2 separate regions of the Mus musculus genome follow, and region 1 is linked to region 2. A link is a loop called in an ENCODE intact Hi-C map of the cell type or tissue named here. Cell type or tissue: gastrocnemius. All regions are shown on one strand. Region 1 has its middle 12 kb from the start of Cog6. Region 2 overlaps Lhfp (lipoma HMGIC fusion partner).

Region 1 (5,000 bases), 220 kb before region 2:
ACTATAGGCAGTTGATAGCTGCTGGGAGAAGGCCAGAACACAAGTGTGTGGCCCCTGGTAGGTCCACCATATGCCAGTGGAAGGCCACACGAAGGTTATAAAAGCACACTGGTTAAAGTAAGAAATCTACCAGTCAGGGCTGACAAGGTGCCCAGGACCTCCTGTTTCAACTGATGGAGTGCTGACCTTGTGTGGCGCCACACACAGTTCTCTTTGACTTGACCAAGTTCACCCTTTGTATTACATAAATATCTAGGTTCTTTGAAACTATGTAATATCCTGCATTTAGATACTCTCTAAATTATTTCCTTTAAGATTTGTGGGTCCCTGTTTTATTAACACCTTGTGGTCTGCTCCTGTATGCTCTTTAAATGCTCAGATGTGGTTGGGGTCAGCACATCCATGCTGATCCGTATGTCTGTTTGTTCTTAGTGTGTGCTGCTGTGGTGATATCCTAGGAAATCCAACTACGCTCCTGATCACCAACACACATCACTGATGTGCCCACACACAGAGGACACACATCAGTGGCCATTGTCACCTGTCCCTGTCCATACTCATAGGAATTAAAAAAAAAAGACTGGTTTTTAGACCTGAAAATGTCACGATTCTGAACAAGGAAGATAAGGAAGACATCTAGACTTTCCCTGTGTTTGGGACTCCTTTGTTTACCCTATAGCTGGGTATAATAGTTTGGGAAACTATTATAATTTGAGACTTCTAAGGAATTTAATATACTCATCTGCACTGAATTGTTTTTGCTAAAATATGTTTGAAAATTATATTTAAATTTGAGTAGAAAGAGAAATTGTTAAGGGGAGGAATTTTATATGTAATTAAACATGAATTTGTTCATGTTCAGTCTTTACTTTCCTTCTGCCATGACTCAATACCGCTGTGGATATGCAGGGATGGGGAAAGGAAAACTCAACAAAGACATTTCCATGGAACACAGAGGGATGGTAGAGGATTTTTCCTTACCAGGAAGAACTCGATGATGTCATGGTGAAGTCTGAGAATAAAGTCTCAAGTTTAACTTGTTTGTTTGTTTTTTTTTCTTTTGCTTCATTTTTCTACTCTCATTTTGTCATCAGCACTTGAATCCTCACATGAAGAAGTGAAATAACATAGATGTGTGAAATCCAGTATGCCCTTGGCAGTACAGGTCACCTCCAGTATAATCACTTCTGCTAGAACTCATGTGACATGTGACACATGACACAAGACCTGTGGCTGGAGCAGAACTCATGATGACATGTAAGAACCCCGTGGCTTGGCCCTCGGCTTCTTACTCCTGGCATGACGTCAGTCTGTTGGAATAAAACCCCTGAGTCTGTTTCCTCTTTGGTGGATGGAAAGAATCATTCCGCTTGCCAGATACCACTAACTGCAACTTAAATGAGAGATAGTGCCTGCCTGTCTTGAAAACACATGGACCTGTAACGTGTTTCTCAAAGGTGAGGCTTAACTAGTCCTTAGGACTCACAACATGGAGATGGACATAGAGAAAATAATAGTCCTGAAATAAAATCTACTTTGGAATATTTGCAAATTATGAGAGTTGCAAAGATAACATGGTGAGCCCCTTGACCCATGTTGGTGTCTTCTCATGTCAACTAAATTTAAATTTGAGTAGAAAGAAAAATTGTCAATCTTATATTCCTGTGGTAAATTTGTTCACACCAAGAAACTGACATTGGTATTTTATTAACTAATAACCAAACTTTCACCAAATGGACTCTTCCCTAGTTTTTGTTTTACTGTCCTTTCTAGCACAAAGATCCATTCAGGATGCTAAATTTGATCCTCATATTCCTTAACCAAACACCTTAAAGTTTCTTCTGCTGCAATGAAACTCCATGACCAAACGCCACTTGAAGAGAAAAGGGTTTATTTCATTCCCAGTTCTTAGAACAGATCACCATCAAAAGCAGTGAGGGCAGGCATTCAGTGCACGGCAGGAGACTGAAGGTCATAGAGGGATGCTGCTTACTGGTTTGCTCCCATGGTTTGCCCAGACTGCTTTCTTATAGAAGCCAGGACCACCAGCTGAGGGATGGCACCACCCATAATGGGCTAAGCCCTCCCTCATCAATCACTAATTAAGAAAATGCCCTACTGGCTTGTCCACCGTCTGATCTTATGGAGGCACTTTCTTTTTACTTTTAAGACTTATTTATTTTATGTATGTGAGTACACTGTTGCTGTCTTCAGACACACCAGAAGAGGGACCCATTACAGATGGTTTTGAGCCGCCATGTGATTGCTAGAAATTGAACCCAGGACCTCTGGAAGAGCAGTCAGTGCTTTTAATCGCTGAGCCATCTCTCTAGCCTGGAGGTATTTTCTTAAATGAGGTTCCTTCCTCTGTAATGATTCTAGCTTGTGTCAGGTTGGCATAAAACCAGTCAGCACAGCAAATTTCTCCGAATTTCCTTTTACTTTTCCTGGATTGACAGGTGCAGACTTTTGCATGTATTGCGTACACTGTCCCCAGGCTTCACCTTCTGGTGTGGTTAGCCTGGGTTTGGGCTCTCAGTATGGCAGCAAGGATACCTGGTATCTACAGAGCATCAGTGGGGATGTTCTCTTACTCACCCAGGTGAAGCCGTATCTGTCGACTTCCCCACTGCAGTTACATTGTTGCCCTTTCTATATACCAGTGTGGGTATGGTCACTCAGACAAGCCCACCTTCGAGGACCAGAGGATAAAGTTATACTCATGGAGAAGAGTAGAGAACGGATAGTAGTAGTGTTTGTGTGTTGGGGTGGAGGGATATACCTACGTATATTCATTGGAATATATCCAATATAGAAATATATATTTTTCTATCAGGGAAACTAGTAATTTTTAAGCCGTCAAATAATGGAAACAAAGTTGATGAGCTCCTTGAAGTACCAAACTATACCCCGGAGGCCCCAGCAGGTGTCGCTGTTGAGAGAGATTGAGTCTGTCTTTGGCTGAACACTGAAGTCCTTGATAGACCTGCAAAGTACCCTATCCATTACTCTTCCTCCAGGAAAGATTTCTCTTCTAAGTAAGGAAGAAAAAATAGCATTCACGTTCTCAAACCTGGTCGACATGAACTGGTGTATGTGAGCTTCTAGATCAGCTTCAAAGTTAGTACTGTTTCAGCACGCTTCCTCCTGCTTAGAGCTCAGACCTCTCTCTACTCGAGGTAGTAAACGGGGAGAAGAGGAGGATAAGGGCATAAAATAGATGCGATACTGAAATGACAAACTATTATGTGAAGCGTCACAGCTTCTGGTCTGAATGGCTTCTCTAAATATGTAGAGGTTCATTGAGCTTATGGTCTGATTCCTGGATTTGATTAATTTCAGTGTGTGACTTTTTTTTTTCAAGAATTGAAGATTATTGATATTTTTGCAAACTATTTTTTATCCGACCCAGTAATCATTTTCAAGAATAGTTATTAGAATTGAGAAAAATAGGGAAGTGGTATTGTGGTTTTGACCTAACGCCTTTTAGTAAGGACTCTGGAGATCATATGAATGTTTTCTGTGACCCAAAGGGCTTTTGCCTATCTAAATTACTCCAGTGACCACCTGGTCCTCAAGTTACAGAGGAGAATGCCTTAGGTGGCTGCTAGACTGGATTGACAAGATGGGCTCAGAGATAGTGCAGGAGGAGCAAAAGCCTCTTCAGCAGGCAAGCTTTCTCAAGCCTTCACACTGGGATTTCACGAATGCAGGGTAAACATTTATTCATATATATATATGAATATATGTATATGTATATATGTATATATGTACCATATAGATATACCAGATTATCAAAGACCAATTACAAGGAAATTTTTTCCTGATCATCATTTTAATATTGCAAACCCAACAATACATTAAAATTAAGATGCATTCTGATTATTTATGTGGTTGGAATTTATTATTTAGAGAAAGATCTCATATAGCCAGGCTTCCCTTGAACTTCTGTTTGCACTGGCCAACTGTCTTTATCTCCTTGGTCTGGGGTTACAGGCATGCACAATTATACCTGGTATTGGGAACCAAATTTTGGATTCTTCATAAACTCTGTAGAGTGAATCCTCTCCTTAAATGTGTCTCCCTTAAATCACGGCAGGCCAGTAAGATGACTCAGCTGGGAAAAGCACTCGCTTCCGACCTGACTGCCTGAGTTTGGTCCTAAGGAGCAACAGGAGAGAAGGAGAGATCTGACTCCTGTGAATTCTCCAATCTCCACCCATGGGTGGCATGACATGTTTCACATGCATACACACATATGCACACATAAAATCAATAAATACTATAATTTAATAAAATAAATAATGGAAAACAATACATTATTGGACCATCACCTAATTCTATATAGCAATGTATCTTATAAGGATAGATTAGATAGGTTTGGACATGTTACCAGATGATTCTAAGATAGTAAAAGTCTTATTAAATATTATTTATCACTTATTGAGTAATTACCATGTGCTGAAAATTTTCACATGCATTTTTTAGTTTTCAAAACAACACTATGAGTAAACGTTATTAAATAACTTACCTAAAAATCAGAGAGCCCGTGAGTGGATGCTATACCATCCTGCAAGATCAAATCTAGGCCAATCCAGTTGTGGGGGCAGGAATTCACTGTGCTGCCTTGGCTAGTCTACCTCTGACTGCAGTTACACTTTAACTTGGAAAATATTTGGCCAAAAAATATTTTTTATTAAAAAAATGTTGGTTTTATGTTTATGGCACCAGGTTGTGTTTTGGGACTTGATCTTAGTCAGAGCCTGGCAAATGAATCTTAGCTGAAATTTCTCAGAACAGTAGACAGAGCTTTTTTTTTTTTTAAATTAACTATTTTATTTTATTTTATTTTATTTTATTTTATGTATGAGTGTTTTGTCTGCATGTATGCATGTTCACCACAAGTGTGTGTGGTACCCAGGGAGGTCAGAAGAGGAGATTGGCTACACTGGAACTGGACTTAGTTACGGCTGTTTGTGAACCACCCTCTGGGTGCTGGG
Region 2 (5,000 bases):
AATAAGGTCTTCGAAAAAGAGTGGCTAACCATTCACCATCTGTCAGATTTTACAATGAGTGTTGGAATTTACCATAAATAATTACAAGATTGGGCTGGAGAGATGGCTTAGTGGTTAAGAGCACTGACTGCTCTTCCAAAGGTCCTGAGTTCAAATCCCAGCAACCACATGGTGGCTCATAACCATCCATAATTAGATCCAATGCCCTCTTCTGTGTGTCAGAAGACAGCTACAGTGTACTTACATATAATAAATAAATGAATGTTTAAAAAAAAGGATCACAAAATTGGGCTTAACTGGATTTGGTTTAATTATATTCCCTTGATTTGCCTTCCAAGCATGGTGAGACTGTAGAGGGAAAATCTCTTAGCTCGGGGCAGATAGCCAGCATCAAAGTCCTGCCTGGAGCCACTGGGTTCCCAATAGTTCATTGCCTATGGAGAGTGAGCAGACGCCACTCAGTGTTCGGTGGAAATGTGACACAGACAGGGTGGGAGACTTGGCGCCATCACAGTTGAATGCTGTCTCTCTTCAGACAGGGTTGTGACAAAACTTCTGTGGGTCTCACCAAGCAACAGCACTGGGAGACAGACTTGGGGTTTTGGGAGACATTCTTTCTTTGGGTCCACCCAGAAATCCAAGAGCAGGTTTTTCCAGGAAGACTCTGCCTTTATCAAAGCATCCCAGACAAAAACTAAAGGATGATCTTCATGGTCTTTGAGACATGAACTAAACTAAAGGAAGCCTTGTTGGTTATTTTAGCCATTCCCATCTGGAGATCAGCTTCTGTGTTCATTCACGGTGTGAGCCCAAAGGCCACCTCTGTTCACTCAACCAATGACACACAAACAGATATCTCTAGTAAGGCTTTTAGGTTGCTTCAGTGTTAAGGGGCAAAGATCATAGCGCATGTGATGGCAGATACCCAGCTGGCCAATGACAAAGGGGAAACTGCATTTAGTAAGAATGGTACAAGGAGGTATGTTAACAGGTGTGTCTAATGTGTCCCATAGAGCATCATGGGAGTCATTCTACACATCCTAGCTTCACTGTATTTTTAAGCGGGTGTTTGGGGTTCTTGGCATGTGTACCAGAGAATGTTGGGTGGGTCAGGCATCTTTAACTTCCCTCTGGTGATTATGGGGGTCTTACTGGTTTGCTGGGATGGAGGGAGGTAGAACCTCTATTCAGTGTAAAGTGCAGAGGAATTACTTCTGGATCAACCTGACACCAAAGAAAAACAAATAAGTGCACTGTAAAGAGGTTACCTGGGGAGTCTGAGGTGTTTCATGAATGGTGTAGCTTTGTTCTATGCAGCCACAGCTACAGCATTGCCTGGTCACCCACTTCCTAGACCCACTGAGTACCCTTCCTAACTAGGATCCCCAGCTCGGTCCTTCCCTGCCAATAGATTTCTATCCCCTCCCTGAGGCCATGTGTACGTAGGGAAGGATTGCACACAGCTGGTTTGGAGGAGTGACTCACTCTGGTAACAGTGAGATGAGCCGCCTCAAGGAGGCAATGCAGACACTCAAGACACCCAGCTGTGCTGATATGTGGAACCTGGCACAGCTAAATTCATGAAAACCTGGGCATTTGGCCCAGGAGACAGTCATGTATGACAAGAAGATAACGTAGAACAAAAAGAGCAGGAGGTCTAGGGTCTTGACTGTCCATATTGCCTCCCTGAAGAGGCTCATCACACTGTTACCAGAGGATGAGTCATTCCTCCAAACCAGCTGTGTGCAACCCTTCCCTACATGCACAGGGCCTCAGGGAGAGGATAGAAATCTATTGGCTGCGAAGAACCGAGCTCTGCAGCTGTCAGTTCAACAAACACAACTCTTCGCATCAAAGGGAGTGAGAATTTATTCTAGAGCCAAATTTGAGTGACCAAGGCCTAGAAAATACGCAGCGAGGTCATCTCAGGTTCCTATATTTCCACACGGAAGCAGTTTCATAAAGTTATTTTTAAAAAATAATAGCTGCATACCACAGAATTGTTATAAGGCAATTTTAAAATACAGCAATGGATACATCAGAAAGGAGGCTAAAGCGAGATGGAGGAAGCCCTGCTATAGACCTCAGGTGCTATCTGACATCACTGGTAGCTTTTGAGTTGGTGGAAGTTAGTTATCTGCTAAGTTAATAGATTCTAGAAAGGTGAATCTATGGATATTAGTTCCAACACAGAGGTAGGCAAGGAACGGCTTCTCAAGGGGCTAAAGCTAGCCCAAGATAAGGTAGCCAGCTTCTGGTCCTGCCACATTCCACACCGTTCCACACCACTGCAGCGCTGATTAGTCAATCCGTCTTTGCAGAAAGAGCTTTTTGCCAGGAATTTTCATTCCCTCAGCTAAGGAGGTGTTATCATCTCCAGTGGGGCTTTTTTAAGCCCTCCCACACTCCTGCCTATAACCCCCATCATAGCTAATTGCTTGGTAAATAAGCCTAATAAGCAATTTACATTGACATGAAGTACATGCAGCCATCTTTAGCATTCAATGGCAATGATTCCAGGACCCTTGCAGACACTAATCTCAGAGAATGTTCACATTCCTTATTGAAATTGGTGTAGCATCCTCATGTAGCCTCCCTACAGTTTCCTGTGCATTTAATTTCCTCTCCAGTTGACTTACAATACCTGCTCCAATGTAATAACCCTGCTAGTACGCTATGAGGGGATAAGGGCAGAAACAGTGTACACACATGTTCACTGCAGATACCACATTGCAGGTAAGGAGTACCTTGATTTTCAGTTAAATCAAATCTATGTTTCAAAAATCCGTAGATACCAAGGTCAGACACGATGTCCAGATGACCTAGTTTGATGATGAAAGATGGTGGTGGTTTATTTATAGCCCCACCCCCAACTTATACTTATTTGCTTTGAGCATGTGAAATTACTTTAAAGAATGAAGGCATTCATTCTTTAAAGGGCTGACAAGAAGTGTCAGTGGATAAGAACACCTAAGGTTCTTTCACAGGGCCCAGGTTCAGTCCTCAGCTCGGAGTTCTATGAGATCCAATGCCCCCTTCTGGCCTCTGTTGGCATTGCATGTGGTGCACATATGTACTCCCACACACAAAAAATTAAAATAAATACTTTTTTAATGAAGTCCAATGTTGTGGTTCTGTTTAATGCTCCTTCTGACACATGCACGTGTGTGTGCATGTGCACACACATATACACACACATACAGAGGCTCATATGTTGGGACACGCATTCTTAGAAGGCATGCTGTTTTGAGAGGTTAAGTGACCTTCTGGCTAGCTAGCATGGGGTAGGTTGCTGAAGGCAACCTTTGAAGGTACAGCCCTATACACTAGTTCTAGTTTGACTCTCTTGCCTTCCTGTTCTGTCCCCCTTGAGCGCCTTTGCCTTAGGCTCACTATGACAAAGAACTGCTCAGCCACACCTTCTCCATCCAATGGACTAAAAGCCCCAGAAACCGGGAGCCCAAAGGAATCCACCCTTCCTTAGATTGCCTCTTCAGAAGGTTTGTCCTAGGCAAGAAGTAGTAGCTGATACAGCACGTAGTCACGGTTGCATATACTGTGTAGGTGAATAGTCAAGTTTAAGTGTTTCTCTGCAATTAGCAGAGACACTAGCTTGCTTTAGTGTGGGAATCGGGATGTTATATATCATAAACAAAGCCAGCCGCCGAGTGTAGTGACATGCTGAGGAGAGCACTTTTGAGAGACCTGGGAAAGTCACCAGTGTCCTGGATACCTATCCTCGTGATTAAAACACAAAAAGTGGCCTAGATACAGGGCTAGCAAGCTATGGGCCACATCTGCTCTCTACACTTCTGTAAATTACATTTTATGGGCAGGCAGCAATGCTCACTGACATACTTGGTATCAGTGGTTGCCTTTGAACTAAAATTTTTTACTGTCTGACTCTTTACAAAATAAGATTGTCAGACTTGACCTGTGCCTTCCTTTTCAAGAATGCCTTTAGTGCTGAAGTCTGTGGCTCTGTGATATGCTCACTTCGTGGCAGAAATGAGAGGAAAAAGGCAAAGGTCTCAGAAATAGAGGAAGGGTGCTCTGGTTCTGGGCAGGTTTGGAATTTAAAGGAGGCTCTGTTGTGTTCAGACTTAATCCCGTCACAGCGTCCACCCTCATCCCTGCTGCCTTCCTGTTTTGCCTGAAGCATTTGCCACCACTGCCTGGGGACCATTTTAGTTACATATAAAAGCCCTATAGTCATTCTGTGTGGGGCTCATGGGTTCCTTGTCTTTCAACTATATCAGCTCGGAAAAAATGCCTTTCATTCTCTGGAAAGCAATGTTTCCCACGTGGAGTATAAATCGACTTCATTTTGCCAGACTAGAGGCATTTGGTGAGGAAAATGGGCCACGTGTACCCCCAGGTGCTGCCCAGGCACACTTGGTGGCTTCTCCCAGGGGGCTGGATTAGACCGTGTTCCCTCCTACCTGGGTACGGAGAGCCTGCACACGGGTCTAATTGACCTGTCACTTCACAATGAGATTACAGGAATAAAGCTAAGATGTCTTCTTTGTCTCAGGTGATTTAATTTGTCAGCTGTCAGCTCAGTTGGATGTAGTTAGCTGTGAGTCCCTTAGACAGGATGCATGTCAGAGTGCTTGGACCACGGAGCTGCCCGTGGCTACTCCCCTACACTGCCACACGTGCCAGTGGAATGTAAGGGAAGATCAATAATTTTGATTCAGAAATTTTTAGAATTAAAAAAAGATCTGTGGAGTATAGCTGTTGCTAAATTTGTACAATACTTGGGTAACAGGCACACATCCCTGAATTTGACACACACCCCCACTTCAGATAAGGAGTGGTCATTATGTCAGTTTTTCATTTTGCATGTATCCATGTTTATTTACATGTTGTGTGTGCACACACGTGCATGTATGTGCATGTATGTGAGTGTGTGTGCATGTGTGTGCATATGTGTGTGCATATGTGTGTGCATATGTGTGTGTTGTACATTCAGTGTGAGCTGGGCAGTGAGTTGCAGT

Evidence for each region. Hi-C counts contacts between places; a loop is a spot of excess contacts. Peaks named below come from ENCODE experiments on the same cell type or tissue, not always from the same donor. Only the 100,000 strongest peaks of a DNase experiment are listed, where the experiment ranks them.
Region 1: a loop joins it to region 2, with 6 times the contacts of the local background. A loop is called at or near these places in 21 of 42 quality-filtered maps.

The regions. Positions count from the first base shown.
Region 1 is chr3:53,026,302-53,031,301 of GRCm38, forward strand. No RefSeq gene overlaps it. Among named protein-coding and RNA genes, the nearest start is that of Cog6, 12 kb to the left of the region's middle. In gastrocnemius, a CTCF peak has its summit at 2,918 (motif pointing right); a DNase peak (open chromatin) is centred at 2,929.
Region 2 is chr3:53,244,263-53,249,262 of GRCm38, forward strand. The region is part of intron 3 of Lhfp (lipoma HMGIC fusion partner); the gene reads left to right. Among named protein-coding and RNA genes, the nearest start is that of Gm40048, 150 kb to the right of the region's middle. In gastrocnemius, a CTCF peak has its summit at 3,047 (motif pointing left); DNase peaks (open chromatin) are centred at 3,039 and 4,408; H3K27ac peaks cover 912 bases.